Regions from separate parts of the Homo sapiens genome. Here all the other regions are linked to region 1. A link is a loop called in an ENCODE intact Hi-C map of the cell type or tissue named here. Cell type or tissue: endothelial cell of umbilical vein. All regions are shown on one strand. Region 1 overlaps CUBN (cubilin). Region 2 has its middle 20 kb from the start of VIM-AS1. Region 3 overlaps VIM-AS1 (VIM antisense RNA 1). Region 4 overlaps CUBN (cubilin). Region 5 overlaps CUBN (cubilin). Region 6 has its middle 28 kb from the start of VIM-AS1.

Evidence for each region. Peaks named below come from ENCODE experiments on the same cell type or tissue, not always from the same donor. Only the 100,000 strongest peaks of a DNase experiment are listed, where the experiment ranks them.
Region 2: it touches region 1 in a loop (5-fold over the local background); 35 of 110 quality-filtered maps call a loop at or near these places.
Region 3: it touches region 1 in a loop (6-fold over the local background); 7 of 110 quality-filtered maps call a loop at or near these places.
Region 4: it touches region 1 in a loop (4-fold over the local background); 2 of 110 quality-filtered maps call a loop at or near these places.
Region 5: a loop joins it to region 1, with 4 times the contacts of the local background. A loop is called at or near these places in 8 of 110 quality-filtered maps.
Region 6: a loop joins it to region 1, with 9 times the contacts of the local background. A loop is called at or near these places in 29 of 110 quality-filtered maps.

Annotation. Positions count from the first base shown.
Region 1 is chr10:16,888,675-16,893,674 of GRCh38, reverse strand. CUBN (cubilin) reads left to right here. Exons shown (of 67, transcript NM_001081.4): 55 at 3,148-3,304. Among named protein-coding and RNA genes, the nearest start is that of RSU1, 74 kb to the right of the region's middle. RefSeq lists an enhancer at 1,205-2,404. In endothelial cell of umbilical vein, a CTCF peak has its summit at 2,202 (motif pointing left); a DNase peak (open chromatin) is centred at 2,174; H3K27ac peaks cover 446 bases.
Region 2 is chr10:17,247,340-17,252,339 of GRCh38, reverse strand. No RefSeq gene overlaps it. Among named protein-coding and RNA genes, the nearest start is that of VIM-AS1, 20 kb to the right of the region's middle. In endothelial cell of umbilical vein, a CTCF peak has its summit at 2,415; a DNase peak (open chromatin) is centred at 2,359.
Region 3 is chr10:17,213,610-17,218,609 of GRCh38, reverse strand. It overlaps VIM-AS1 (VIM antisense RNA 1), which reads left to right. Exons shown (of 3, transcript NR_108061.1): 2 at 2,336-2,443; 3 at 3,246-4,371. Among named protein-coding and RNA genes, the nearest start is that of VIM, 12 kb to the left of the region's middle. In endothelial cell of umbilical vein, no CTCF peak of the experiment used is centred here; DNase peaks (open chromatin) are centred at 2,159, 3,319 and 4,499; H3K27ac peaks cover 3,764 bases.
Region 4 is chr10:16,825,377-16,830,376 of GRCh38, reverse strand. CUBN (cubilin) reads left to right here. Exons shown (of 67, transcript NM_001081.4): 66 at 1,337-1,572. Among named protein-coding and RNA genes, the nearest start is that of RSU1, 10 kb to the right of the region's middle. In endothelial cell of umbilical vein, a CTCF peak has its summit at 2,045 (motif pointing left); DNase peaks (open chromatin) are centred at 1,476 and 2,026; H3K27ac peaks cover 1,668 bases.
Region 5 is chr10:16,993,996-16,998,995 of GRCh38, reverse strand. All of the region lies in intron 28 of CUBN (cubilin), which reads left to right. Among named protein-coding and RNA genes, the nearest start is that of CUBN, 130 kb to the left of the region's middle. RefSeq lists a cis regulatory region at 2,587-2,604 and an enhancer at 2,523-2,667. In endothelial cell of umbilical vein, no CTCF peak of the experiment used is centred here; DNase peaks (open chromatin) are centred at 2,385 and 2,675; H3K27ac peaks cover 4,591 bases.
Region 6 is chr10:17,255,339-17,260,338 of GRCh38, reverse strand. No RefSeq gene overlaps it. Among named protein-coding and RNA genes, the nearest start is that of VIM-AS1, 28 kb to the right of the region's middle. In endothelial cell of umbilical vein, a CTCF peak has its summit at 2,435 (motif pointing right); a DNase peak (open chromatin) is centred at 2,478; H3K27ac peaks cover 388 bases.

The DNA of each region.
Region 1 (5,000 bases):
AATCACTGAGGGATTATGCCAAGTGAAAAAAGGCAGCCTCCAAAGATTACATACTCTGCTGTTCCATTTATATAATATTTTGAAATGATAGTGTTTTAGAAATGGAAAGCAGAGAGCCAGAGGTTAGAGAGAAGGCAATGTAGGAGTAAATTGTGTGTGGTTATAAACAACAAAAGCAACTTAGGGATTCCTGTGGTATTGGAATTTCAGTATCTTGAATGCAATTGTGTACAACTTGTATATAACTTAATACACACACACACACACACACACACACACGAGTTCAAGTAAAACTAGGAAACTGAGTAAAATTGGTGTTATGTCAATGCCAGTAACCTGGTTGTGATAGTATACTACAGTTTTGCAAGATGTCAGTATTGGAGGAACTCAGAAATGTGTACAAGGAATTTCTCCATATTATATCTTACAAATGTATGTGAATCTGCAATTATGTCTGTAAACATTTGTTTAAAAAATAGTTGAATGATAAAATATAACCTACAACCTGACTGAATTATATAGAACACTAAGAAAAATCAGAAAGTTTTTGACCTGATGACAGTTAAGTAACATTTTGTAGGTTCAATATAGTTTTGATGAGTCCTCTGTCATATAGCCAATGAAATGAGTTCTTGATAGGCAAGGCAGAAATGAATATTGAATAACTCTTTACCATTGTCATCACCATTATCATCATTATTATTAAACTTATGTTCCCAGGCCAAAAGGTAGAGTTGTCGAATCTATAATTAATGACTTCAGAAAAGTATAAGCACTTAAGCATTCTTGGATTCCTTCATTAAAGAACTTGAGGCTCTTTATTAAGTTTTAGCCCTTCTTACTTTGCCTGTTTAGTAATGTTTGTAAAAATATAGTATATGGCCCAGGCATGGTGGCTTATGCCTGTAATCCCAGCACTTTTGGAGGCCAAGACAGGCAGATCAGTTGAGTCCAGGAGTTTGAGACCAGGCTGGGCAACACGGGAAAACCCCATCTCTGCAAAAAAATACAAAAAACTAGCCAGGCATGGTTGCACGCACCTGTAGTCCCAGCTACTTGGGAGGCTGAGGTGGGAAGATCACCTGAGTCCAGAAGGTCGAGGCTGCGGTGAGCTGTGATTGTGCCACTGCGCTCCAGCCTGAGTGAGAGTGAGACTGTCTCAAAAAAATACATATATATATAAAATATATATACAGATTATCTATTGATAAATTGTGTTTATAATTTTATGAAATGTGGATAAAAAACTGCCATATACTGTTTCCTTGGATATATTATTAGGGGGAAATCTAATTAGAGATCATTAAGTAAAATTGAGTAGGTGCATTTTTTTTCCTGACATTTTTATTGATCTTAGGCATTTGGCAGAATATCTGCACTTTTGTTCTCAGTAGGTCCAGCGCCAGGCACCTCCCTTATCTAATAAATGGCTAATATAATTTGTCTTCAGTAGGATGACTAACAGCTGGATACCCAGTGCTTAAAAATCAATTGAAACAATACGGCTTTAAAGAGCTGAGAATTATTAAACCAATGCTATGAATCAGTGCTATTTCACATCTCTTGCTATGGACTGATTTCCCAATAGAAATGTTTTTAATGACTTGATGTTTTATTGCTGTGGGTGAGGAATATCCTTGAGAAGAGATGTGTTTGGAATGAGTAATTTGGTATCATTCCATGTGAAGAAAATGTTGAATAGTCAAGTAAGATTAATACACATCCAACTACATCCTTGTTTGAGATAGTTGTCTGTTGATAGAAAGGGCATATTGGGTATTGCAGATTGTGTAGCAATAGTCCTGGCCCCTACCCACTAGATACTACCCATCACACCGAGTGTGACAATAGAAAAATGACTACAAACCTTGCCAGAGGTCCCAAAATTGCTCCTAGTTGAGACCTCTGAACTAGGACGAGCTTCTCTGGTTAATATGTTTAATGTTTTTGGGGTTTTTTTCCCCCAAGTTTTGTATATTCATTACCTAATATGCATACTTTCCTTGAGTGACTCAGCATTGTAGATAACCATGATCTCTCACCTGAACTAGGGCAAAACCTACCTGACTGTTTTCCGGCATCCTTTCTGACTCCTATTTTCCGAATTGTAATGTTTTCCAAAAACCAATCTTCTTGGTGGCTCCTTGCTGTATTCAGGACAGTGGCCCGAGTCTCTAACGTGTCCTGCAGCCCCCTCTGCAGGCTTCCTCACCCCTTCCTCCTTGGTTTTCTCTCTCTTCTCTGAACTAGCCACGGCCTTTCCTGCCATCGGGGTTCGCTCGGGGCAGGCTCACTTCCCCCAGTTAGGTAAAGCCACCAATTATATATTCTCAACAGCCCCATCATAATGCCTTGTTTATAGCTGGAATTTTGCATGTAAATTTATGATTCTGTGATTCATGTCTCTGTTTTTCCCTGGACTGATAAGAATTGGTTTGATTTGGAATTTTGGTGCTCACCGTTTATTTCCTAGCAACTGTTTTTTGCATGAGTATATAAATTCAGTCATTCGAGGTGGCCAGACCAATTAAGTGACAGCCCAGGTCTACTTGGGAGTTGCCAACCAAATTTTTGGTGAATAGCACACACTGACTGGATGTCAGCTTTTCATCAAAATGGACCCTACAATTCCACACAGCCAAGAAGTGTTCTGATTTATTCCATTTCATGCTGATTATACGTATACTTGGAATTCATGCCCACTTTCTTCATGCACCACGATGTGCCTCTTGCTTGCTGGTGTTGTCCAGCTGTGACCACAATCTGCTATCTTCCCAGGAGCAGGGCTGAGTTCCACCTGGCTGCTCCGTCTCCCTCAGCACCCGGGAAGCTCGGCTAGGTCAGGGCAACTAGAAGTTATGAGGAAACCGAACAGTGATCCAGGAAGGTGGATTTTTAAAAAATCACCACCCAGCTATGCAAAAAGGAACACCATCTCCTTAGAGAAGTCAAGAATGGGACATGCTATTTTAAAAACAGCTTTAAAAAAATTATTCTCAAAAGAAAATACTACAGATTTGTCCATGTTTTGTTTACTCTTATGCTTAGTTCTGTATACGTGTGAGTGCCATTATTTTGAAACCTAAGTGCATTAAAATATTGATGGGAAACCCTTGAGCATTAAAGTTCTGTGTATGTCCGTGCTAGGTGTGGGCAGGAACTGAGGAGGTGGACAAAGCCCTGCTAGCCACTGGCTGTGGGAACGTGGCTCCGGGTCCCGTTATCACACCAAGTAACACATTCACTGCCGTCTTCCAGTCTCAGGAGGCACCAGCTCAGGGCTTCTCCGCGTCCTTTGTTAGCCGTAAGTAGCCCTAAGAACCAAACCCAGAGGTCTTTGCGGGAGTGTGGTTGTCACAGGCAGGCAGGGTTGGCTAAACCTGGGGGTCTAGGGGAGGAGTATGGGGGTCTACGGGGAGGATGAGTCACCTAATCCCAAGAAGACACCTTTCTTCCAAATAGCAGTGAGAACAGAACTGAATTGAGAAGTGATATAAAAGCCATGAGGGGCACTAACCAACGTCTAGAAATAAGCCTGGCATCCAGAGTGGGCTGATATTGGGCAGAAGCGCAGATGGCTAGTTCGTTAGCAACAACCAGTGTGGCTGGCCTGTGGCACCTTGACCACAAAATCCCGTGGGGGGCTTGAAACACATGCAGATTCCTGAGCCTCACTCCAGGCCCAACTGAATTCAGAATTTCCATGACGAAGTCTTTCCTGTTTTTTTTTTTTTTTTTTGACACGGCGTCTCACTCTGTCGCCAGGCTGGAGTGCAGTGGTGCAATCTCGGCTCACTGCACCCTCCACGTCCTGGGTTCACGCCATTCTCCTGCAACCTCCACCTCCTGGGTTCAAGCTATTCTCCTGCCTTAGCCTGCCGAGTAGCTGGGACTACAGGTGTGTGCCACCATGCCCAGCTAATTTTTTTTTTTTTGTATTTTTAGTAGAGACGGGGTTTCACCATGTTGGCCAGGATGATCTTGATCTCTTGACCTCGTGAACCGCCCGCCTCGGCCTCCCAAAGTGCTGGCATAAGCCACCGTGCCCGGCCGGTCTTGCATGTTTTAACTGTCATCCAGAGGGTTCTCATGCTAAGTCAACTTTGGGAGCCAGTTTCTTTGGGAATGTTCTTTCCTAATTTTGATTAGGAAGGATGGATCTCCTTTTCTAGCTATTGTACACTATTAGATTCGTGGGAAATGTAGCATTTTTCAAGTCAGAGAAGCAATGGTGTGTGCCTGTTGGCTGAGTTAAATCAAGTGTAGCCACTCATGGCAAACCACTGTTTAGGGAAAAGTTTGAGGAAAGGAATTAGAGGAAGTAATACAGTAGACAGGTTTTTCAGACTGAATCAGAGAGTGCTGGAAAGGAAGTACTGAAAGACAACCCTAGACCAAATCTTAGGTCTGCAGGTGGTTCACTGTGTAAGTGTGCACGTGTGTACTTGTGTGTGTTTTAATGTCAATTTAAAAGGATAGAGATATTTTCGTGCTTGATAGATCAGAGAGTGAAGTGGATTAACTAGTCAATGGTTATATGAAAACAAATCATTTTAGTGGTGAAAAGATATTTCTTTCTGTTTCGAAAACCAGGGATGCATGTAAGAATTTGATAAGAGTTGGGATTAATAAATCCAGCTAGTTTTAAAAAGCAACCATTGTTGTGGCTAGATTACAATGGTAATGAAAATAGCAGTTTTCTAATAATAAGACATTTTAAAAACATTAATTGTGTAAAGTACTAATCAGATACAAATCATTTTTTATCTGTTTTATTTCTTTATCTGCATGAACCATATTCTATCATTGCTCGTTTATCCTTTCTTAATATCTTAATATTAAGGGATTTGCAGTAGATTTGTGGTAATATTACGAGGACTCAGTCCATAAAACTCTGCAGCATTTTCTAAAAATGTATAATATTCTTATTAAGCACATATGTATGTTTTTAAATCAGAGCTTTATTCTCTTCATTCTTGCTTCTTCCATTTGGAATATCT
Region 2 (5,000 bases), 360 kb before region 1:
CCAAGGAAGGACTCTGCAGCAGGTCCAGCCCATGGAATGAGCAGCCTTGATTCATTGGCCATAACATCCAAGGAAGGACTCTGCAGCAGGTCCAGCCCATGGAATGAGCAGCCTTGATTCATTGGCCATAACATCCAAGGAAGGACTCTGCAGCAGGTCCAGCCCATGGAATGAGCAGCCTTGATTCATTGGCCATAACACCCAAGGAAGGACTCTGCGCAGGTCCAGCCCATGGAATGAGCAGCCTTGATTCATTGGCCATAACACCCAAGGAAGGACTCTGCAGCAGGTCCAGCCCATGGAATGAGCAGCCTTGATTCATTGGCCATAACATCCAGCTGACGTTTTGATGTCGGAGGGGTCCTCGGTGAGAAAAGATGTAGTGTGTCATTTATAGAAAGTCCAAACAGGAAAAATACTATGCAGACCCCTGGATTCTGAAGGAAGGCCATGTCATCTGCAGAGAATCACATCATTGAGGAATAGTTACCGTTACTGCATCTTACTAAAGATGAAAATGATACATCCCAAGTTAAGCCTGAACAGGGCCAGAGAGCACAGGTAAGCTGCAGGATCAGGCAGCCCAGAGGTCCCCAAGTCACCATCCATGGTTGCATTAATCCCCCTTCCCCAGCTCACACCCGTGGCCCTATGGGGAGAGATGCCACACAACCAGATGAACGAGGAACAACTTGAGTTTGGTTTATATATGGGTTGGCTCAGTTTGTGGGTATATGATGAAAATACCTGGTGGTTCCATTGCTGACATATTCAGAGGTGGCCTTAGAAGATAGTGGGGGCTGGCTACAGTGGCTCAGGCCTGTAATCCCAGCACTTTGGTAGGCCGAGGTGGGCAAATCATCTGAGGTCAGGAGTTCGAGACCACCCTGGCCAACATGGTGAAACGCTGTCTCTACTAAAAATACAAAAATTAGCAGACACGGTGGCACGTGCCTGTAATCACAGCTACTCAGGAGGCTGAGACAGGAGAATCGCTTGAACCCAGGAGGCAGAGGTTTCAGTGAGCCAAGATTGCACCACTGCGCTCCAGCCTGGGCGACAGAGCAAGACTCCATCTCAAAAAGAAAAAAAAGATAATGGGGAGGGGAAAAAAAGTTTCCTAATGAGCAGGATGCAAGTGGTGTTTCTGGCATAGAAGGAGAAGGAACCCAAGGTAAGATTATATAGATATCCCTAGGCTGAGACGAACAGCATGGCTAGCGGGTCAAAGGCCTGTAAAGAAAAGGACCAGACCATTAGACACAAGGAGGGCTGGGGTAGAGGCAGGTGGATGGACAAAATGGAGATGCACAGCAATGAAAACATTAACATGTGATCCAAAAAGTTTTGTACACAAAGTTTTTGTATCACATGTTAATGGCCACCAGAGAGCATCCCACCACAGAAGTCACACTGAACAGTCAAGTGGACAAAATGACACAGCCAATTAATATTAGCCAGCCTCAGCATTGATCTCTCTGGAACTGGGAAAATGAGCATAAAAATGGAGTGGGCATGGTAGCCAACCAGAGGCTACACATGGGCCCAAAGCTATAGACACCCATTTCCCAAGGACAGGCTACCTACTGCAGGCACTGATTATTAAAGTCAAGCAGGCCTGCCCGCCTCTGGGCCACGTGATAGCTTTGCACTTAGTATGCATAACCAGAGACCCCAAACCTCTCTATGTTCTCTGAGCAGCTGGCTTGATTCCACAATTTATCTTCTCTAGCTTTGAAGACAGTAGTCCATCCTTAGCAGAAATCCATTTACAATGTATTTTTAGAACATCCAAAAAAACAACATTTGAAATTCAACTTTGTGTCATTCTAGTAGGCTCACATTTTATAACCTCAAACTTTATTTGCAGAAACCTATTAAAAAGAAGGTCCATTAACAAAATTATAAGAATGCAGAGTTGCTTTGGAATAGGCCACCTTGTCGTTTTTCTGATCGACCTTCTTTAGATAGTTGTTGGCATTACCAGGTCCTGCTTTTGTTGTTGACTTTAGCACAAACGGTAAAATCTCATCCACACAGTATTGTCAAGAGAACTTTATAGTCAAGCCAAGAAATGTCATTAGCTCATGGTACTGAAAGCCAGGCATAGGTCTGAATATATCAAATTCTTGAATACAACAGACTGGAACTGCATGGGTGACATTCTGTTTTCATTTTCTCCATCAGTTTGAGGCAAAAGAACTCAAATGGTAACTCGTGGCTTGAAAGGTGACTACTCACAATAGGCAGAATGATTTGCTAAAGCACATGGCATTTGGAACAACAATTGTCTGTACCTGTCAAACCCCATAGGGAGAAGCATTTTGAAATGTGTACTGCCTGGAGTGGATTGCATTGTTTCATAGGCAGTTCATCCTACCTACCACCTGGGGACAACGTCAACCTATCCATTTCTTTTTTTCCTCACAGTAAACCGATTTATGATCAGTGAATCACAGAGGGGAAGAGAATTTATCTGGAGGTGGTAAGGAGAACATTCAGTTATCTGACTACACCCGTAACCCTACATACACTGGATTCTACAATGGTAATTTATATTATCCATATTTAATTGGAATTCAAAGATAAGATTTGTGGGGTGAAATTGGCAACAAATAGAAAGAGAAACGTTTTTAAGATTGTCAAACATAATATGGGCTTTCCAGAATTAACTTCAGACTATGAATTTATCTAAAATTAATTTTGTTTGTAGTTGGTGGACAATTAGGTATGAAATCTGTGTATTGTCAAAGAAATCCTTGAAAAGTCATAAAGGGACATTAAAACCATCCATTCATCATCCTTTTTCCTTAAAGAAGGAACACATTTCTTCAGGTCAGAAGACAGGGGACAGAAAGAGAATGTTGGTACATGTTACAGAAAACTGTCAGAAAAACTTTTGGTTATATAATGCTGGCATCTCCCTTTTAAGGGTCCTCCTCGAGGTAATTTTCTAATTAATGCATGTTACAGCAATGCTTGCTCTATCAAAAATAAAATTTCATACACATGGGTTCATTCTTGAGTGCTTTATTATGTTTCCTTGGTGCCTGTTTCTGTACCAATCTACACTATTACATTTTACTACAGCCGTATCTAGTAGGATGTGTTTTTCTATCTTGATATTCTCCTTATCTTATCCCATTCTCACCTTATCTCATCTTACCTTACCTTATCTTATCTTATCTTGTCTTATCTTATCTTATCTTGTCTGGGGTGTCTTATCTCCTCTTGGCCTTTTGCTTTTCTTTATACATAATTTACCTGTAAATAGTTTTGGATTTTCCAAATAAGCAATAGTATCATTTGTAATTCATGACATTTTAATCTCTTCTATTACTATGCCTTTTTTTTTTTTTTTTTTTTGAGATGGAGTATTGCTCTATTGCCCAGGCTAGAGTGCAGGGGCACAATCTCAGCTCACTGCAAGCTCCGCCTCCCAAGTTCACGCCATTCTCCTGCCTCAGCCTCCTGAGTAGCTGTGACTACAGGCGCCCACCACCATGCCTAGCTAATTTTTTGTATTTTTTAGTAGAAATGGGGTTTTACCGTGTTAGCCAGGATGGTCTCCATCTCCTGATTCGTGATCCGCCCACCTCAGCCTCCCAAAGTGCTGTGATTACAGGTGTGAGCCACTGTGCCAGGCCACTATGCCTTTTAAGTCTTTATTTTTTTGAGACAGGGTCTCATTCTTTCACCCAGCCAGAAATGCAGTGATATGATCATAGTGCACTGCAGCCTCAACTTCCCAGGCTCAAGCCATCCTCCCACCTCAGCCCTACCTGCACTGAGTAGCTGGGACTACAGGCATGGACTACCATGTCTAGTTAAATTTTTAATTTTTTGTAGATATAAGGTTTCACTATGTTGCCCAGGTTAACCTCAAACTGCTGGGCTTAAGCAATCCTCCCACTTTGGCTTCCCAAAGTGCTGGGATTACAGGGATGAGCCACTGTGCCTGACCTTTTTTTTTTTTTTTCCTGTGGTACAATATTGGATAGGAGTGGGGATGGATAGTGGGTATTCTTTTGATCTTATAGGGACTAGTTATATTATTTCAGTATTGTTTTTTATATTTACTCTTGGTTTCTTTCTTTTTTTTTTTTTCTGAGACAGGGTATCACTCCCTCACCCAGGCTAGAGTATAGTGGCACAATCTCTGCTCACTGCAACCTCTGTCTCCTTGGTTCAAGTGTTTCTCCAGCCTCAGCCTCCTGAGTAGCTGAGATTACAGGCATGTACAATCATGCCCAGCTAAATTTCTTTTGTATTGTTAGCAGAGATGAGGTTTCACCATGTTGACCATGCTGGTCTTGAACTCCTGGCTTCAAGTGAACCCCCACCTCAGCCTCCCAAAGTTTGGTTTCTTATAGATCTTTTACCAAGTTAAGAAAAGTCTTTATATTCCTATTTTTTTCTTAAGTTTTCATAATGATTAGATGTTTCAACATGATTAGGCAGATCATGTTACAGCCTAGCCAATACACCACAATGTAGCAGTCTCTCGTTATGAGGTTTCGCCTGGAGTTCTTTGTCTCATGACCAAGAGAATTAAGGAGTGTGGACACAAAGGGTGAGGTTGGAGCAAAAGTTTAATAAACAAAAGAAGAAAGCGCTCTGCTGTGGAGAAAGGGCCTGGAAAAGGGTTGCCATTTTTACAATTGAATGCAAAAGCTTTTATAAAAAACCGATGAGGGCTAGACATCTCATTTGCATAAGGTGTGGATTTCTGGTAGCTCCACCCTGTCCTCCTAATGCACATGCAGGCCATTAGGTTGAGTTACTCCGTATTGTTTTGTTCCCCTTGGTGTGCACATGTTAGGGGACAGAATTTTCCATTGCAGGCATGTCTGGACAAGTCACCTGTGTAGTGTTTCTTATCTGTGTGGCTGTAGGCATGTCTCAAGCAACCCCCTTGTTCAAGTTCCCTTATCTGTGCCTGCAGCTTGAGTTTTCAGGCTGTTCTTTTGTTTGAAAAAATTCAACTGAGGACCCACCCT
Region 3 (5,000 bases), 320 kb before region 1:
ACCCCAAACAATCATCACCAGGCACACTTTGATATGATTGCTAAAACTGGAGTCTGACCTGGATAGAAAGGCTAATGATAACCGTAATGATTGCTTTCATATATTGAGTGCCTATGACATATGAAAGCAATCATTATGTACTGCCCATGGGTTAACTTATTTAATCCTCACGACAGCCCGGTTTGACATATGAAGAAACTGAGGCACAGAGAAGGTAAGTAGCTTACTCAAGTTTATCTAGCCAAGAAGTGGCAGACCTGAACACAGGACTTCTGGCTCCAGTCCCCGAACTCTAAACCTCACCGTGCTGTAGTACTTTATATGCCATAGTAATTTTGTGCTACCATTGGAGATGTCCCCAAATCTCTTTGGCATTGTTATCATGATGTTTGTCTCTTTGGTCTACTTTTTTCCTATTCTGATGCAGCAACAGGACCCATTTTGATTCAGAGAATATGGTGCCCTTAATGAATCATCAAGAAGTCCATAGACAGTTTTAGGGGTTTTCTGTGGAGATCTCATTTCTTAATTCTGACTCAACCCACCAGAATGAATGGATAATTATGGCATTTGAATCTTGCATATGATTAAGTGAATAAAAATGCTTTGCCCCATTTGCTAGTAGAAAAGAAATAAAACCACATTTTTGGAATGCAATACTTATATCAGTTAAAAACAACTTCTCCCTATACTTACCATCTATTAGTTTGATTTTTAGGGAGATTTATTAACATTTTAGTCCTTCATGGTAGTACTATTGTGCAATCCAAGAATTATGGGGGAGTTTTTGGAAATGAGAGGAGGCTCAGGGAATTATAGGCAACCAAGATTCTCAAGGCCAAACCCAACAGCGATACTGATAATACATGTGTGCTTACTATCCAGTTTTTAAATTTTCTCATGCAATACTAATCTCATTGCTTTTGTATGTCAGATTTTAAAATAGAGCATGCTTAATATACTTCAGATGTCTGCAAGGGGAACAGCAGCAAATACCACAGTCCCATGGTAAATATAAGGGAAAAACAAAGGCATATATGTGTTAACAAGTCTGATGAATGGCTCATGCCTGTAATCGCAGCACTTTGGGAGGCCGAGGTGAGAGGATCATGAGGTCAGGTGTTCGAGACCAGCCTGGCCAACATGGTGAAACCCCGTCTCTACTAAAAATACAAAAATTAGCAGGGCGTGGTGGCAGGCACCTGTAATCCCAGTTACTCGGGAGGCTGAGGCAGGAGAGTCACTTGAAACCAGAAGGTGGAGGTTGCAGTGAGCTGAGGTCACACCACTGCACTCCAGCCTGGGCAACAAGAGCAAAACTCCATCTCAACAGCAACAACAACATCAATAACAGCAAAGCCTGATGAAATCCTAACTCAGCAGTGGCGCAATTACTTCATAGATTGGATTATTTTGAAAAGAAGCAGCAAACCCCATTTGGTGGATGTATTTTGAGTCTTTTTTTTTTTTCTGAGACAGGAGCTTGCAATACCACCCAGGCTAGAATACAGTGACTCCATCACAGCTCACTGTAGCCTCGACCTCCTGGGCTCAGGCAATCCTCTTACCTCAGCCTCTTGAGCAGCTGGGACTACAGGCACATGCCACCATGCCCAGATAATTTTCTTAAAATATATTTTGTAGAGACAGGGTTTTGCCGTGTTGTCAGGCTAGTCGCAAGCTCCCGAGCTCAAGTGACCCCTCCTTGGCCTACCCAAAGTGCTGGGATTACAGGCATCAGCCACTGCGCCTGCGCGGCCTGCGTTTTGAATCTTTAGGTGAGCAGGCTCCCTGCTAGGTGCTAAGGACGCAGAAATGAATACCACCCCTCCCTTCCTCTCAGAGGGCTCCCAATCTGCTCCTCTTTTCTCTGTTAAATATTTTGCCTTTGAGTCTTGCATAATGATGTGGCCACATTGAGACCTAGTTGAACAGTTTCACAATAACTCCCTTAAGTCAGAGGGCCTTGGTGAAATAACATTGACTTTTACTCTGAAATCCATGGAAATACAAAATTTACTGTTTTGTTCTCCTTGATAAAATATAGCATAATAACTAGTTGCTGGGTTACTACCTAAAACACAGGCCCCAAACTACAGCCAGGAAGGGCAGTTAGCAATTAAGTAAAGGAAATGACTATGACTAGTGGGTCTGAAACCCAACACACTGCCCATATCCTTCTTAGCATAGGGAGGCATTGATGTTACTTAGGCAACTTTTATCACTAAGGAAGTAGTTTTGGTGACTCATGCTCATAACAGAATGACTTATTTCAAGACCTGAGTGTTCAGTAACCTTACCATTATGCTTCTGTTTTCTTTTTTTTTGGACTCAGACAGCAAAGCTCCCTTTGGATGACATAGATTTATTACTTAGTAGTATATTATGTATTGGCTGTCCCACATTTTGAAATTTAATGGACTCGTGGTGATCAGAATAAAAGGTCAGTATTTCCTACAATATGTTGATACGTTAAAGGCAGAACTAACACCTCATTTTCTAAGCAGAACTATTATCTTATTAAATGTCTAAGTTGACATTTCTTGCCAATTTTTTTTTACTTAATGTAACAGTGCTGTTTCAAATACTAGTCATTATTTAATAACTAAAATGGAATGCTGAAGAATTTTATGCTATGACATAAAATGCCGTATTTTTTCCCCAAATATATGAAAAATGGAATTAAAATCTCCACTGAGTGTTGCTATTACAAAAGGAAGAAATCCTAAGGAAATTCATTGGCTAGGTTCTCGGTTCAGATTTACAGCCTACCTGCTTGATGGCCCAACAGCATTTATTTCTTGACAATTGACATTTTTTTCTGTGTTAAAAATAGCTGAGAAGTTGTAGAAAAATTAGTTAATTAAAAGAGTTATAGGTTGCTAATGTGTTTGGAGAGCTTTATGGAAGAACTTACTGTTGACAGAAAAAGCAAGCCACAAGCCAAGGACCTGAGCTGGCTTCTGGGGTAGTGCAGGAGCAACTTGGCTTGGGTTCCAGGGTTTGTCGGGAGCCTTGGAGATGCCAGCTTCCAGTGTGGTCAGCCAAGGATTTACCTGAATCACTAGTATACCTTTTGTCCTAATTCCAGAAATCATGCCATAAGTCTCAAAATTTGGACAGTGTTACTTGAGCTGTTTTTATTTTGCTTTCAATTGAGTCCTTTTCTGGTTTTAATTTTGTAGCTGGAACAGCTTGAAAAAGGCAATGAGTCATGACAAATATTTCTTTTCTTCTCAATATAGAAGCCTTCGATGTGAGGCCCAGGCATTGAGTACCATGTGTGCGATTCACAAGCCTTGGCATCTGAACAATTTTTTGGAAGGATCCATCAGGACAACACGTCGGGGGTGTACTAGTGAAGTGATTTTCCAAATGTGCTACTCAGACCTGTAGCATCAGCATCACCGGATAATTTGTTAGAAATTCCAACTGTTAGGCCCCACTTTAGACCAACTGAATGTGAAACTCTGGGAGTACGTGGGGCCCAGCAATTTGTGTTTTTACAAGACTTACCAGGTGATTCTGAGAACCACTGTGCTAGTGAATTGTTCCTGTCTGTGGCCACGTAGAATAAGAAAACCATAGGGTTGGAAAATGGGGAAACTGGTGAGTGTTCGCTTATGAGGAAATGAAGAATAGATAGAAAAGAATTAGTTAACTTTTGGAATTCAAAAGAGAAGCAGTTTGTAAAAGCCAGGAATTTGATTTGAAGGACTAATTGCTTGCAGAATCTTTGCTTTCTCAGAGAGGGGCAATCCAGATCACTAGGTTACCGTGAAATATGTTGGTATGGCTCTAAAATTCTAGAATAATCTCTCTAGTGAGAAAAGGCATACCTTTCCATATTAGGACAAAACTTCAAATCAGGTTTGTAAAATCCTATAAGATTATTGTATCCCATTGCCATGGCCAACTTGTTTGTCTCTGGAGATCCCAGTTTCTACATCTGAAAACCATATGCATTCCTGCTCACCAGGAATTATCTCGCTGAATGAAGCAAGAGATTCAGGATGTGTAAGAGAATTTATGAAGCATTTGGATTACCAAGAAATGTGAAGTATAAAGATCAAGAATGATTATTACAAACACTGATGGTAAAGAGGTGTTTCGAAGTCGATGCAAAAAATGAGTTGCTTATTTCAGTCTCTCTTTGATATATCTGCCTTTTTAGTGCTGACTCTATCATGTATTCACTATTTGATTTTCAGTGAATCACATTTTTTAAAGCTTTTAATCTGTTTCCTCAAAAAATATATTTTTTAAAAATATTTACTCAGGATTGTTGTGAGAATAAAATTGATTCGATTGATATTTCAAAAAAGAAATATATTTTTAAAAAATAAAGCAATACCATTTTTGGATATGCTAGTGCTCTGACTGTTATTTTATGTCTGGGTTGAGGAATCCTAAAGGACTGTTGACATAATGACATCATCCAGGGGTTTGGAATAAGAGTATACATCAGCAAGTTTTCTGATTACAAAAAGTAGCTATGTTTACTTTTCTGTTAATTCTCCTTCAGTGGAATGTTTCAATTTTCTCATGAGATGGGGGAGATCCATTTTTTTGAGAGCTCTGTTTTATTAAAGAAAGCAAGTCTGGTGGCTCATGCCTATAATTTTAGCACTTCAAGATGCTGAAGTGGGAGGATCACCTGAGCTCAGGAATTCAAGACCAGCCTGGGCAACATAGCAAAAACCTATCTCTATGAAAAATTTTTAAAAATTAGCTGGGCATGGTGTTGCATGCCTGTAGTACCAGTCACTCAGGAGGCTGAGGTGGGAGGATCACTTAAGCCCTGGAGGACTAGGCTGCAGTGAGCAGTAAGCTATGATCATGCCACTGCACTCCGGTCTGGAAGACAGAGTTTGTTTAAAAAAAAAGGCAAATTTGATACTTTGTGTCCTTTGAACTGAGAAAATACATTTCATTCATTCTTTCAGGGAAAAAAAGTGGGACTCTGGAGTCAGAGTCCCCAAGGTAAATTTCTCAGCTCC
Region 4 (5,000 bases), 63 kb after region 1:
AAAGATAAACAGAACTCACTTTAAATATCTTAAGAAAAGCGTTCTATAAAGATAATCGTGGGTAATGGAATCTTGGCACCCAAAGGAAGCTTAAAGGTGACCTCCAATGCTCAAATTTTATCAACGAGCAAATAAAACACCAAGATTAAGCTAGGTGCTGTGGCTCACACCTATAATCCCTGGGAGACCAAGGTGGGTGGATCACCTGAGGTCAGGAGTTCCAGACCAGTGTGGCCCACAGGGTGAAACCCCATCTCCACTAAAAATACAAAAATTAACTGGGTGTAGTGGCACATGCCTGTAATCCCAGCTACTCGGGAGGCTGAGACTGGAGAATCACTTGAACTTGGGAGATGGAGGCTGTAGTGAGCCGAGATCACGCCACTGCACTCCAGCCTGGGTGACGGAGCAAGACTCCGTCTCAAAAAAAAAAACAAAACAAAAAAAACCCACCATGAACCCGGGAGGTGGAGCTTGCAGTGAGCCAAGATCGTGCCACTGCACTCCAGCCTGGGCGACAGAGCAAGACTCCATCTCAAAAAAAAAACCAACCAAACAAAAAAACCCACCAAGATTAATGAGTTGCCCAAAATGCTCCACTAGACTGAGGTGAAGGTGAGATTAGACCTCAGTGGTCAGAGGCCCAGCCACGTGCTCTGTAACTATGCCAGCCAGCTTCTTCCTGTCCCAGAGATGACCTGGATCTCCACAGATATATAGTCTAAATCATGACAGCCTTCATATACAGATTAACAAATTGAACAAATTAACACCAAAACTTGAAGTATTTGACCTTAAGTATGTCAGTTATTAGCCTGGTAAAGTCACTTTTATAATGAAGTCATTCCTGCCGTCACCTACAATAACGCACTCCCTCTTGGTTTAGTGCTGAATTTTACTTCTAATTTTACTTCACTCACATCACTGGCGTCAACTCTGGGCATGCAAAGATCTCTACACCATCGAAAGCACACAGACAACAACTTGATTTTCTCCCACAGTTACTTTATCAAGTTTGTTTTTTTTTTTTTTTTCCATTCTGCTCTCAACCCCCAATTTTCAAAGTACAGTCCTGGAGGAAGTTATCCCTGGGTTGTGATATGCAGGCAAAGGCACGTGTGTGGAGGATGGAAGAGGTGGAGGTGGCAGTGGGAAGAGAGGGGAAGAGAGGAGAAAGGGTGTAGCCCAAAGAAGAGGAAAAGGAAAAGGGATTTCTGCCTCCATTATTCTTGCAGAGTCTCAGCACCTTAAGAAAATAAAGTCTTATTGCCTAACAAGCCAGACTGGACGGCTTATATGCTGTTGAATCAAACTTCCTGTCCTGTTTTCCTTGCAGGATGTGGTGGAACTCTTTATGGAGACAGAGGCTCATTCACCAGCCCCGGCTATCCAGGCACATACCCAAACAACACGTACTGCGAGTGGGTCCTTGTTGCTCCTGCTGGAAGGCTTGTCACCATCAACTTCTACTTCATCAGCATTGACGATCCAGGAGACTGTGTCCAGAACTATCTCACACTCTATGATGGGCCCAACGCCAGCTCTCCATCCTCTGGACCATACTGCGGAGGCGTGAGTAAAACAAACATTTTATATTCCCATTTGTTATTTTTAGACAATAATGAGTCACTTAGTGTAGACTTTTTTTTTTTTTAAGATGGAATCTCGCTCTTGTCACCCAGGCTGGAGTGCAGTGGTGCGCGCAATCTCAACTCACTGCAACCTCCGCCTCCTGGGTTCAAGCAATTCTCCTGCCTCAGCCTCCTGAGTAGCTGGGATTACAGGTGCCTGCCACCACACTCAGCTAATTTTTGTACTTTTAGTAGAAACAGGGTTTTGCCATGTTGACCAGGCTGGTCTCGAACTCCTGACCTCAGGTGATCCACCCGCTTGGGCCTCCGAAAGTGTTGGGATTACACGCGTGAGCCACTGGGCCCGGCCTAGTGTAGACTTTCAAAGGCAGACACACTGCAGAGGAAGAAGCACAGCCTTTAACAAATTGAGCAGTTTTCCAACTTGCCTTTCTATTATGGGAGCATGAGTGCCATCTGGTGGGCATTGCATTAAATTACTATTAAGAGTTACAAAAATCAGCCCTGCGTCAGAATCACCTGTGGAGTTACTTACATTAGACTTCCAGTTCCCACCGAAACCCACTGAATCGGGATTTCCCAGGGAGGAGTCACAGCACGCTGTTTTTTTAAAAAAAAGCTCCCTCTGTGACGTCAGTGCACTGCCTAGGGTTGAATACCCATGTTTATTTCTGCATAAATAGAACTGTAGAAAATTTGGACACGTGGCTCTATTTTATCTACTTCTTGCTGAAAATTGCAGAAATTATTTGAAGAAATGGTGACCGATAGTTTGTTTTTGTAAAGCTCTGATATCTTCCCTAAAAAAATCAGAATCTGACGTTGATTCAATATTGCAGGCATCTGTGCTTACGATCCTCTCATTTGATGTGCAAGTAGATACTTAAAGAGAGTAAGGGCTCACACCTGCAATCCCAACACTTTGGGAGGCCCAGGCAGGTGGATCACTTGAGCTCAGAAGTTTGAGACTAGACTGGCCAACATGGGGAAACCCCGTCTCTACTAAAAATACAAAAATTAGCTGGTATAGTGGCACACGCCTGTAATCCCAAGTACTCCGGAGGCTGAGGGAAAATAATTGCTTGAGCCAGGGAGGCGGAGGTTGCAGTGAGCCGAGATGGCGCCACTCCACTCCAGCCTGGGCGACAGAGCCAGACTCCATCTCAAAATAACAAGAGAGTAAGTAAGGGAAAATTGGCTGTTGGCAAGCGGGTATCTGTTTCTGATTTTTCTGCCCTTTAATCACTTAGACTTTGTAATCAAACTAGACAGAGAACTGTATCAGCTGGAAATCTAGATGGTTTTTAAAATATAACTTACTATTTATAAAATTGATAAATGCTGTTTTCAGAAGTATCAGAAAATAGGCTAATTTTTCTAAAACCCTGGGCATTCTCATATATTCTTAACACCTTTCTTTGAATATATTTGCATATATTTTACATGCATATTTTTTACTGTTTGATGGTGTGTTTTTTCTACTTACCAATATATCATTAGTAACATATCAATAAAAACACTGTTGCATCATATTTAAGTTTTGGAGAGTATTCCGTTGCACGAGTGTGGCCTAATTTATTTAATGAAGCCCCTCTAAGTGGACATTTAGGTCTCTTGAACTTTTTGCAACTACAGACAACACTTAATAAACTTTTTGGTAGTGATATCTTTATACATATAGTTACATTACTTGGTGAGAAATGGTAATCACAGGACCAGCAGACACTGTATCACGGGGATGCACAGAAGGCCCACAGAGAGAGAGACCCCAGTAAATGTGCCACACATCAGATTTAGAAGCTAATCAGCTCTTAGACATTGAATTGAAATTTACAAACATTTCAAAAGGGAGGAAAAGAGGCAATTTTAACAATACCATGACTTTATATTGGTAGGGGTTTTTTTGTGGGCATGGTTTTCAGTGGCTTGCAAACATACAACCCCATTTGATCCCCACAGTGACACTCCCATAAGGTGGAAAGAACAAGTATATCCTGGACTTGTATAAACCGAGTTCAGGTTTATACTGAACAAGTATAAACCGAGTCACTGAGAGAAGTGACGGCCATTTAATCCAATGCCACGTTAAGTTGAAGTATATAGCGAGATAACATCAATTTTTTTAACTGTTGGTGTTTACGGTATTTTCCCAGTTTTACATTTTTTTATAAATGTGGATATAATTTCATGTGTAATTGTTTTTTTTCTTAAAGGTACCACTGATTTCTTTAACACTTTATCAATGTTAAACATAAATGAAAAAATGTAAAACATAAGTATAAAACATGAAGTACAGAGGTAGCTCTTGTTTTGCTAATATTTACATACAACTTTTTGTAAGTTGTAATATTTTACTAATATTTACATACATACTTTCACATGTTACATACATACATATTTACATGCATAATTACATACATATGAAAGTTGTATACTTTTGTATGTATACTCCTTAAGTATACAATTCAACTTTTTATGTATGTAAATATGTTTGTTAAACTTGTAATATTTATATACATACAGTATTTAAATACATACAGTGTACATACAGAGGTAGCTCCTTATTTTGCTAATATAAACACAAACCCTGATTTGGAGATATTTTATATTACGGTAAATACCATTGTTCACAGGGAAATCCTATATCCCTTGCAGCTGCAGAAAATGAAGATCTAGCAAATGAGAGAATAACGGGACAAACAAGGAGAATCAAAGGAGATTCTAAAACTTCTGTTGACCGTCTGTTGACATACTAGTTTGTCAAAATAAAAGAAGTTATTGAAATTTGGAAGCAGATTAAAATGGGAGTAAAAAGTAGATGTGTATAGGAATAAAAATATTGTATATTCCTTGATGTATCTCTTACAGAAAAAAAAATCTACACTCACTTGAGTAAGTGAGTATCTTGGAAATAAGCCTGTGTTTTGATGACTTGGGGTAGGGCTGAGGCAGGAGAAGCCAGTCATGTAAGCATCATGAGAGCAGGGCTTTTTGCCTGTTTTGCTCATTTTTTAATGTCTTAATACCTGCAGCGTGGCAGTGCCTTGATCAATATTTGCCAAATGAATGAATAGAAAGTGAGAGACAACGGGGACCCATGTATCCCCCCAACACACACACACACACACACACACACACACACACACACACACACACTGTTCCACAGAAGTATATGAAAATAAATCTCAAGAGGAAAAACTATAAACACTGAGGATGAAAATACTATATTTTACTTAATAGGATCATTTTAATTATATATGTTTGTTTCAGAAAAATTAAATTTGCAGTAAGAACTTGAATAAGAAGTTCAAGTTTTTTGATAACAGTTTTATTGAGATACAATTTCAATACCATCCAATTCATCTCCTTAAAGTATACAATTCAGTGGTTTTTCGTAGGTTCACAGAG
Region 5 (5,000 bases), 110 kb before region 1:
ATAGAAATTAGTCGAATAAAATGGATTATCACAAAATATGGGGCAAGGATGAAGTCTCCATGGAACATGAAACTTTCTAAACGTTCATTGACTCTCCAACACTAAAAATCGTTATGACTTAACTCCCTGGTTCTTGGGTTTACCTGTTTCTTCCTGATGTGATACCTGGCCCTGTATTTGCTGCTAGTTTTCTCAACAATAGACCTTTTCTGTTTTCATGAAAATCTTACCCTTGACCAACCATCCTCTAAACCTCAAGATGACAAATAGGAAGTAATAATTACAAGATGGAATACAGAAAGTTTACAAATGTGCACTCCTTGAATACCACACAAATAGTTGTTACCATTTTGTACCTACCTGGGAGTTTGGCCACCTCAATTATCAGGGAAAGAATGAGGATACATTAGCTTCTTAGGGCTACTGTAACTAAGTACCACAAACTGGGTGGCATGGGACAACAGAAATTTGTTCTCTTTATTCTGGAGGCTGGAATTCCAAAGTCAAGGTGTTGGCAGGGTCATCCCTCTGACGGCTCTAGGGAAGACCCTTCCTTGCTGCTTCTAGCTTCTGTTGATTGATGGCTGTCTTTGGCTTTCTAAGCCTTGTAGATGCATAACTCCAATTTCTGCCTCTATCCACACATGACCTTCTTCCTTCTTGGTGTCTGGGACCAAATTTCCCTCTTCGTATAAGGATACCAAGAATATTGGATTTCAGTTCCACCCCAATCCAGTATGATCTCATTTTAACTTGACTGCATCTGCCAAGGCCCTTTCCTCCAAAAAGGTCACAGTCACAGGTTCCTGGTAGGCATAAGTCTCGGGGGACAGTGTTCAACCCAATACAGGGACAACTCTCTCCTCTCCTGGAGTCACGATGTTTTGTCCTCTTCTTCCTTTTCACTCTCTTCTTTCTTCCTTCTTTTTTCTCAAGGAAATTTTATGTTCCTTGGCCTTTATATTACTTGATTTTCTTCTTTGATTTCATCTCGTGATCACTCCAGTTTGTGTCCCCTTCCTCACAGAATACATGCTATCTGACTAAATCCCTCAGAAAAATCCATCTGCACATGCTTCATGTCCTTATGAATTTGAGGAGCTCCACCCTTGGCCTTGTGTTCAGAGAGGACTAGTGACCCTAGTAGGACAGATGCCTATCACTTGGCCACATACCTGTGAAATGTTGGGGAATTAACTGGTAACATCAAACCAGGAATTACTGACTTTTTGTGGTTCTCATTACATGCCAGTCACCTTTGGACAACTTTGGCCATTTTAAGGAGCACATATTCCTGTCCACTTCCCCACCCTCCCTGACCTGAAAGTTTCTGTTCAAAATCCTTGTAATTACGTTTTTTTATGTTTCATAGATGTATCGGAAGTGAGGCCTGTATACTCACTCCAGGAAATAGTTCACTTTGCCTTGGGTTGGGCCTTCCCCAGATTCTGAGCTCTTAGTTACCAATTCACATCACACCTGCCTTACCAAAAGGGTCCTTGCTGGCAGTTTCTCTTCTGTGTCCTCCCTTCCTCCACAAGCTGCCTTTTTTTTTTTTTTTTTAGATGGAGTCTCACTCTGTTGCCAGGCTGGAGTGCAGTGGTGTGATCTCAGCTCACTGCAACCTCCACTTCTTGGGTTCAAGTGATTCTCCTGCCTCAGCCTCCTGAGTAGCTGGGACTACAGGTGCCTGCCACCACGCCCAGCTAATTTTTTATATTTTTAATAGAGACAGGGTTTCACCATGTTTGCCAGGATGGTCTCGATCTCCAGACCTTGTGATCGGCCTGCCTTTGCCTCCCTAAGTGCTGGGATTACAGGCATGAGCCACTGCGCCCAGCCCACAAGCCGCCTTTTTACACAATGAAGGCAAACTGGCCTTGCCAATGAAGCACATCTCAAGGTCTTATAGAGCAGAAAGAGTTTTTATTGTTAAGTTATAGAAAAAAAGCTATTAAAATATAAATTGAGCATTTTAATGAAGCACGTGAACATCCTCACTAATTACTTTTAAAATTTAATTCTCTTTCACTGTGCCTTGGCTTTTGGCTTCGTTTTAACAGCAACTGTTGATTTCCCAGGCATTTCCTTTAGGAATGAAGGGATAAGGGTGGGAGGGTGTCGGTGATGAATCACTTCTCTCTTCCTTTTCTGCCATCCTCTTTGGGCTTTAGCCATGTGTATTTCAAGATGTTATTCCTCCTGATGCCATCAGTTTATGGCATATAGTTTCAGGAAAATGCCAGCCAGCAAAGCGCTGACTGCATTTGAGCAGTCGCCGGGCAATACAGCAGTTACTTTTTAAATTTTGTGCCTTGGATTCCATTTAGCTGTTTCATTACTGGTTTGCTTTTATTAAAGCTCTTATTAAAAACACACAGATACGAACTTAAAGATAGTACCTACATAGGAGATTATTATTAAATGTTTCAGTACTGGAATTTTATAACTCATGGCTTGTTTTGGACAAAAACCAAAACAATATTAGTGAAGTTCTTTTATGAAGGTATTTTAAGTTATCTACACAAGTAAGCAGGTTTAGCAACAGCTTGTAACTCTTGGTTGTTATGAGTTCAGCAGATCAATGTGCTTCCTGCAGATAAAGCAAGCACTTCCTTTCGGCAGATGAGTGAGAGTTTGGAGGAAAATCAAGGCAAACAGATGATCAGTCACCAGCTCTAAAACTTTTATAAAGATTAACTCTTTAAAACTGAAAAACATAGGCTTCTCTTCAGGGCATTATTTTATTCCAGTTCAGCTGATGTCTAATGATGTATTCTGTTAGATTTTGCCTCAAAGTCAATTAAAAGATTTTTGCTTTGTTTACGTTTTCCAGGTTGCTATGGTGATTGTCTTCAGTGGAGGGACAGGACAGTAATGAGGGCAGCATTCAACATTGTTAGTTCCGTGCCTTTGAGCTGAAGTTCTCGGCAAGGCATGGGGGAGAGAGAACACAGAAGTGGAGGTCAGGATCGGGGAGGGTGGGTGTCACAATAGGGTTTTGTACCCACATCTGCCATTCACTAAGTGATATGAGCATGTTCCACAGCTTTCTTGAACCTCACTTTGCTCACCTCTACAATGGGCCTGACATCATTGTTACCTGCCTCCCGTTGTCATGATTAATTTCAAATAAAATAATGCATTTCAAATAAAAATAATTCAAATAAAATAAAAGCACTTGAGAACTGAACTACCATAAAAATATGGATTGTCTTTTAAAAAATTTTTGTGCACCTTAATGAAAAACCAATTTCTTACCTCTTCTCTAGCTATTCATGATAGCTTTTTAACCAGTAATTCCTCTTCTAGCTCCAAGTCTTTGTCTCAAATCTGGGGATAAAGTCTTGTGAGGATACAAAACACGGCCAGGTGTGGTGGCTCATACCTGTAATCCCAGCACTTTGGGAGGGAAAGGTGGATCACTTGAGCCTAGGAGTTCAAGACCAGCCTGGGCAATATAGCAAGATCCTGTTTCAAAAGAAAAGAGTAAAAAAAAAATGTAAAGATAGAATACACAGCATGTGTGAAAGGATTATGATATGCACAACATTTAGCTAAAAACTTTGGATTGTTTCATTCATTCTATGTAACAACCCTATGAAGTAAGTATTCATACAGCTATAGATGAAAGAAAGGTTAGATTACTTACCTAGGAACTATCACAGCCAGTTTAGGAACCCATTTGTCTGAACTACAGCCCATGCTTCCTCTGTTACACTATAATGTTTCCAAAAGTTTTGCAATCTAACATGCCAATTAAGCAGTTCTAAAATCGTGTCTACTCCATGAAAACTTTCTCTTACCAAAGTGACAAAGAGCCACTGTGTCTATTTCTCTCAAAACTCTTTATTCCTCATGTCACTGTTCCTTTCTTGGTTGGTATTTTCATCTTTTTCATTTTTGAGACGGGGTCTTGCTCTGTCGCCCAGGCTGGAGAGCAGTGCTGTGATCTCGGCTCAATGCGACTTCCACCTCCTGGGTTCAAGCAATTCTCCTGCCTCAGTCTCCTGAATAGTTGAGATTACAGGCGCATACCACCACGCCCAGCTAATTTTTGCATTTTTAGTAGAGACAGGGTTTCACCATGTTGGGACAGGCTGGTCTCGAACTCATGACCTCAGGTGATCTGCCCACCTTGGTCTCCTAAAGTGTTGGGATTACAGGTGTGAACTACCACGCCTGGCTGGTATTTTCATCTTTTAAATTATCTTCTTTTATCTTCTTTTGAAAGGCTTTTCTAAATCATTGTCATCTATTTTAGATTATGAATGACCGGTGTTAAAAACTTCTGTATTTCTTTTACATTTTATTGTTCATTCAACCAGACAGGTAACCGGATGACGACAAGGATGTTGGTGGTCTAAACATCCCTGCCTGTGTTATTTCCTGATGGGTATTGGTTTATATAACTTCTTTCCTCTCCAGACTTGTGTATTCTCCATCTCTTTTTCCCTTCCCTGTTTGTTATCCCTTTGTCATGCATCCAGAGTCGCAAATATGACTGGTAATGGCAGGATGAGTTATTTATTCTTATTTGTAACTTACCAGTGATTAACATGTAAAGGATAGAATAGTATTCAGGTTGTTTTCTTCAAATAAAAACTTATTGAAATTACTCTTAGTAAACTGAAGGAGAAGCAAAAAGGGTTTAATAACTTGCAAGAAGACATGTGGGCAATAACACTTTTTATGTCTATAAATGTCTTTCTTTTTTTCAAGAGATATTAAATATGCTTGGCTTCTATAGCACTGCTTGTATTATGGGCAGATGCTCAATAAACACTTATGAGTGAATGAAGGAATAAATAAATGGAATTGGGAAGCTATTTTACCTCTTTCAAATTTTAGAAATACGAAGACAGTTAAGTTTCTACCGTAATTACCAGAATTACAACGTGCAGGTTTGTTACATATGTATGCATATGCCATGTTGGTGTGCTGCACCCTCCTAGTACTGTATAATTTTGACCAGAAAGTACCACTAAATTAATCTATCC
Region 6 (5,000 bases), 370 kb before region 1:
CTTCCTGCAAAACAGCATTCTGTGCTGTTCCACTGCTTTCTCTACCACACTCTTCCCCAAAGCCATAGTGCTATACTTAAAAATTAAGGGATGACTCTTGCCTGTAGTACCAGCTAATTTGGAGACTGATCGCTTGAGCCCAGGAGTTCAAGATCAGTCTTGGGAACACAGAGAGACTCTATTCTCAAAAAAAAGTGTGCTGGGGAGAAATAACAGCTGCATTATTTTGTCTAAAAATAATTATAATACAATCATTTATTGAGCAGTATATGTGCTAATGTGTTATCTGTATTATCTCATTGAATTGTTCACAATATTCACAATATACTCTGAGAAATCTGAGGCCTAGAAAAGTTAAGGAAGTTGTCTATGACCTGGCAGATGGCAAGTTACCGAGTCAGGATGCAAATTCACCTGTGACTCCAGATCCCCTTAGCTTAATTGCTTGCCATTGCCAGATTCTACAGAAAGCCTAAAGCTGAAACAGAATAAATTAACTACTGGGATTTCATTCTGTCACCCTAGCTGGAGCAACCATGAACTTCTGGGCTCAGGCGATCCTCCCACCTCAGCCTCCTGAGTAGCTGGGACTACAGGCATGCACCACCACACCTGGCTAATTTTAAAATTTTTGTAGAGATAGGATCTCGCTACATTGACTAGCCTGGTCTCAAACTCCAGGGCTCGAGTAATCTTCCCACTTCAGCCCCCCAAAGTGCTAGGATTGCAGGTGTGACCTACCATGTCTAACCTATGGGGGCATTTCTGATTCAGAACCCAAACACCTCTTCTCTATCATGATAAGTAGAATCTGTATATTGGGAATGGGTGTGAAGTAAATTTTTAGTATTTATTTATTTATTTATTTGGAGAGAGAGTCTCTTGCTCTGTTGCCCAGGCTGGAGTGCCGTGGTGCAATCTCGGCTAAGTGCAACTTCCACCTCCCGGGTTGAAGCGATTCTCCTGCCTCAGCTTCCCGAGTAGCTGGGACTACAGGCACGTGCCACCATGCCTAGCTAATGTTTTTTTGTATTTTTAATAGAGATGGGGTTTCGCCATGTTGGCCAGGATGGTCTTGAACTCCTGACCTCAGGTGATCCACCCACCTTGGCTTCCCAAAGTGCTGGGATTACAGGTGTGAGCCACTGTACCCGGCCAATTTTTAGTGTTTCTACATTAGGCAAACCCATCTTTCCTGGCAATTTTCTTATGTACACTTTGTTTATACTTTGAAACAACTGAAATTTTGAGAGCTATTTCCCCTCACATAGGAAGCCAATTGACAGGGGCCACCTCAATGCTCTTGACCTCTAGTGGGGATTGGACCCCACAGATTCTTGCTACTCAGTGCTGTCCCAGGCCAGCATATCAATATCTCTTGGGAGCTTGCTGGAGATGCAGTATCTCAGGCCCCGCCCTTGGCAGCTGAAACAGAACCTTCATTTTAACAAGATTCCCTAGTGAGTCGAGTGCAAATTAAAGTTTGAGAAGTACTCTCCTAAATCACAGCTTGGTCAATCAAGAAGCAAGTGGTCCCAGGATGTTTCTATCCTTTAAATGTAACAACAATCCCATTACTGAGTTTTTTTGTTTCTTTTATTTGTTTGTTTTTGTTTTTTTTTTGAGATGGAGCGTTGCTTTGTCGCCCAGACTGGAGTGCAGTAGTGCCATCTCAGCTCACTGCAACCTCCACTTCCCAGGTTCAAGCAATTCTCCTGCCCCAGCCTCCTGAGTAGCTGGGGCTACAGGTGCATGCCACCACACCCAGCTAATTTTTGTATTTTTAGTAGAGATGGGGTTTCACCATGTTGGTCAGGCTTGTCTCGACTACCTGACCTCAGGTGATCCACCCGCCTCGGCCTCCCAAAGTGCTAGGATTACAGGTGTGAGCCACCGCGCCCGGCAATTACTCAGTGTGTAATGTGAACCACAGGCACTTTGAGTTCGTGGTCTCTAATTACTGACAGAGTCATTCAGGGCAGGTATCCTCAATTCTCATTTCCAGCTGAGAAAGAATGAGATTTGGGAGACAAAGTAACTTGGTAGAAATTACACAGCCAATAAATGAAAGTTCCTGGATGTGAACACAGGTTTATCTTCTGACTGAGCAATATTGCTTCCCATTCTTCTTGCTGTTTTTCAAAGCACCGTTTTTGATGAGGTAGGTCCTGGGGTCATAAAGAGAAAGGAATTTTGTTCATTTTACTCTTCCCTGGACTGTGTGAAATATTTCAGGTACAGAGACTAAGTCAATGATTATCTATCTGGTGGATTAAAGAACAGACAATTCAGAAATGCTCTTGATGGTCATAAGTTAATTTTAAAAATTTATTTAGAAGGGATCCTCAGGAATGCCTAATTGTATCCACTGGATTTTAATACTTTCAATTCCGTGCAACTAAATGTGGCCCTTGGAAAAGTCCTGTGACTTCCGAACCCACCAGTAGATGTCAGTATTTCTTTGGACACCACAATGGCCTCTCAAGTTTTTGCCCTACCAGGCTCTTCACAAGATCCGTTGTGTCTGAAGAAGGAGCGGCGACTTTTTGTCTACATTTTTACTTGGTTGGAACAATCTTCTGAGATATCTTCAAGGGTGTTAGTGACCCCAAGGCAGTACTCTCTTGCCCTCTCTCTCTCCCTGTCTCTCTCTGTCTCTGTATGTGTGCGCCTCTTTCCTTCTCTTTCTCTCCCTATTTCCTCTCCCCATACTCCCACACTGACATTTTTTAATGAAAAAGATGATTTTCTCCCATGAAGATATTTCTGTGCAGATGTTAGAAAAGGACATTCGAAGACACTAAAGTCAGATTTTGTCAAGCCCTCTGGCTGGTAAACCAAGCAGATCCCACTCTCCAGGAATGAAGCAACTATTACGTTGGGGCGAAAGTTATTGCTATTACTTTTAATGGCAAAAAAACACGATTTTTTCCCCCAACCTAATACTACCATGCTAAATGCCAATTCAAAAAGGATTGCCCTTTGAAGAAAAAAAGGCAGAAGTAAGCAGGAAGGATAGCTCACTTGGAGTATCATCCGAGTTAGCTTAGGTAAAGACTGTAGCTTTCTACTAAAGCGTAATTTATTTCTCAAAGAATATTTTATATGCAACTATTTTCTGGGCTCTGTTCTGGAGCTTTATTAAATGTGTAAGAAGGCTGAATAATTGATCAGGTTTACCAAAGACTACAATTTAAGCTGACAGGCATTTGATTTTAGATGCTGGTGTCTCATTTGTGTGGCTTTTTCATGCATCTGCCAGCAACGGGTATGCTAAGACAATTATGTTCTTCCCACTGGACTGCTTTTTCTTGTCTCCTTTCCAGAACGATCCTTCTATTTTTTTTTTAGAAAAAGCTGTGCTTTAGGTTAACCACATAAAATTATTTGACAGATATCTGAAGAGACTCACTTTCTTTACAAGAGAGGTTAATAGTAGCTTCTCAGTAAGGAAAAAAAAAACGCTGAGAGGGATTAAATAAGAGAAATGCTTTCTGAGTCATTAGATGCTAGACAGGTTAAAATACCAGAAAAGTACACTGTAGCATTCAATTTGGCACGAGGTAATGACTTAATGATTTTCCCGATTTCTGATATTCGGTGTGGAACACTTAAGCCTTTCTGAGGCCTGATTAGCAAACAGTTTTATTTCCCTTTGCAGAAGAGGATGTAATCAGTTGTTAGGTGGACAATTCAGAAGTGCTTTAGGATTTTTCACACTGCCGGTTTTATAATTTAGCGATTATGTAGCTTGATGGTGAGAGTCATTACTTTCAAGAAGTTTGGAAATTGAACTAGTCCAGTGTTTCCCAGAACCTCATCTATTTACAAGCTAGAGAGTTTTTTTTTTTTTTTGCTATTAATACTCTATAGTGGTTGAGGACATATAGTGTGTAACTGCATTCAGAGCCCAGCTTTGTAATTTACTAGCCAAATGACCTTGTCAATATTACTTAACTTCTATAAACCACAGTTTCCTTATCTGCAAAATGGGGGTGATAATGCTTTATTTGTAGGATGATTGTGAAGTGTCTATAATGTTATTAGTTCTCTATCCCCATCCTCCACTCTGAGGACTGGTTTTAGGTATGTATGGGGGAGGCTGGCCTACCACAGATTTTATCTACTCTTTCAAAATAATCACAAGTTATGCACATACTCTGTGCCAGGCAGTATGAACTGAACACCGAAGATACTCCAGTGAACAAGACAGAAGAGGCTTCTACTGGCATGAAACTTACATTCTAATGGAGGACACAGAAAATTATAAAGTAAACAAACACATAAATACGGAATAACATAGATAGTAATGAGTGTGTAGAAGAAAAGTAAGGTAGGATAAGGAAACAAAGTAAAGAAGAAGATCAAGGAAAGTTACTTTGAGTAAATGACTGTGTTAGTCCCTTCTCACATTGCTATGAAGCACTACCTGAGACTGGGTAATTACATAAATTACCTAGTATAAATTTATAAAGAAAAGAGGTTTAATTGACTAACAGTTCTGCAGGAAGTACAGGAAGGTGCCTGGGGAGGCCTCAGGAAACTTACAATCAGAGTGGAAAGGGGAAGGGGAAGCAAATATTTCTTCACGCAGCAGCAGGAGAGACAGAGCATGAAGAGGGAAATGCTACACACTTTTAAACAAGCAGATCTTCTGAGAACTCATTGTTACCACAAGAACAGCAAGGGGGAAGTCCGCCCCCATGATTCAATGGCCACCTACCATGCCCCTCCTCCAACACATGAGGATTGCAATTTGACATGAGATTTAGCTGGGGACACGGAGCCAAACCATATTAATAACATTAAAGGAAAACAATAATTTTAAAACTTTAATTGGGCCTTCGTGTAGCTGATGAGGCCATCAAAGGATGGCTGGATATGTAATCAGTTTCTTTTCTCAAATGCAGAGAGAGCCAAGGCACAGTCTGAAAAATGAGAATGAACACATACACTGTTCTGTCTCAAAATGTAATATTTTCTCCTCATTGGAGGCTCAG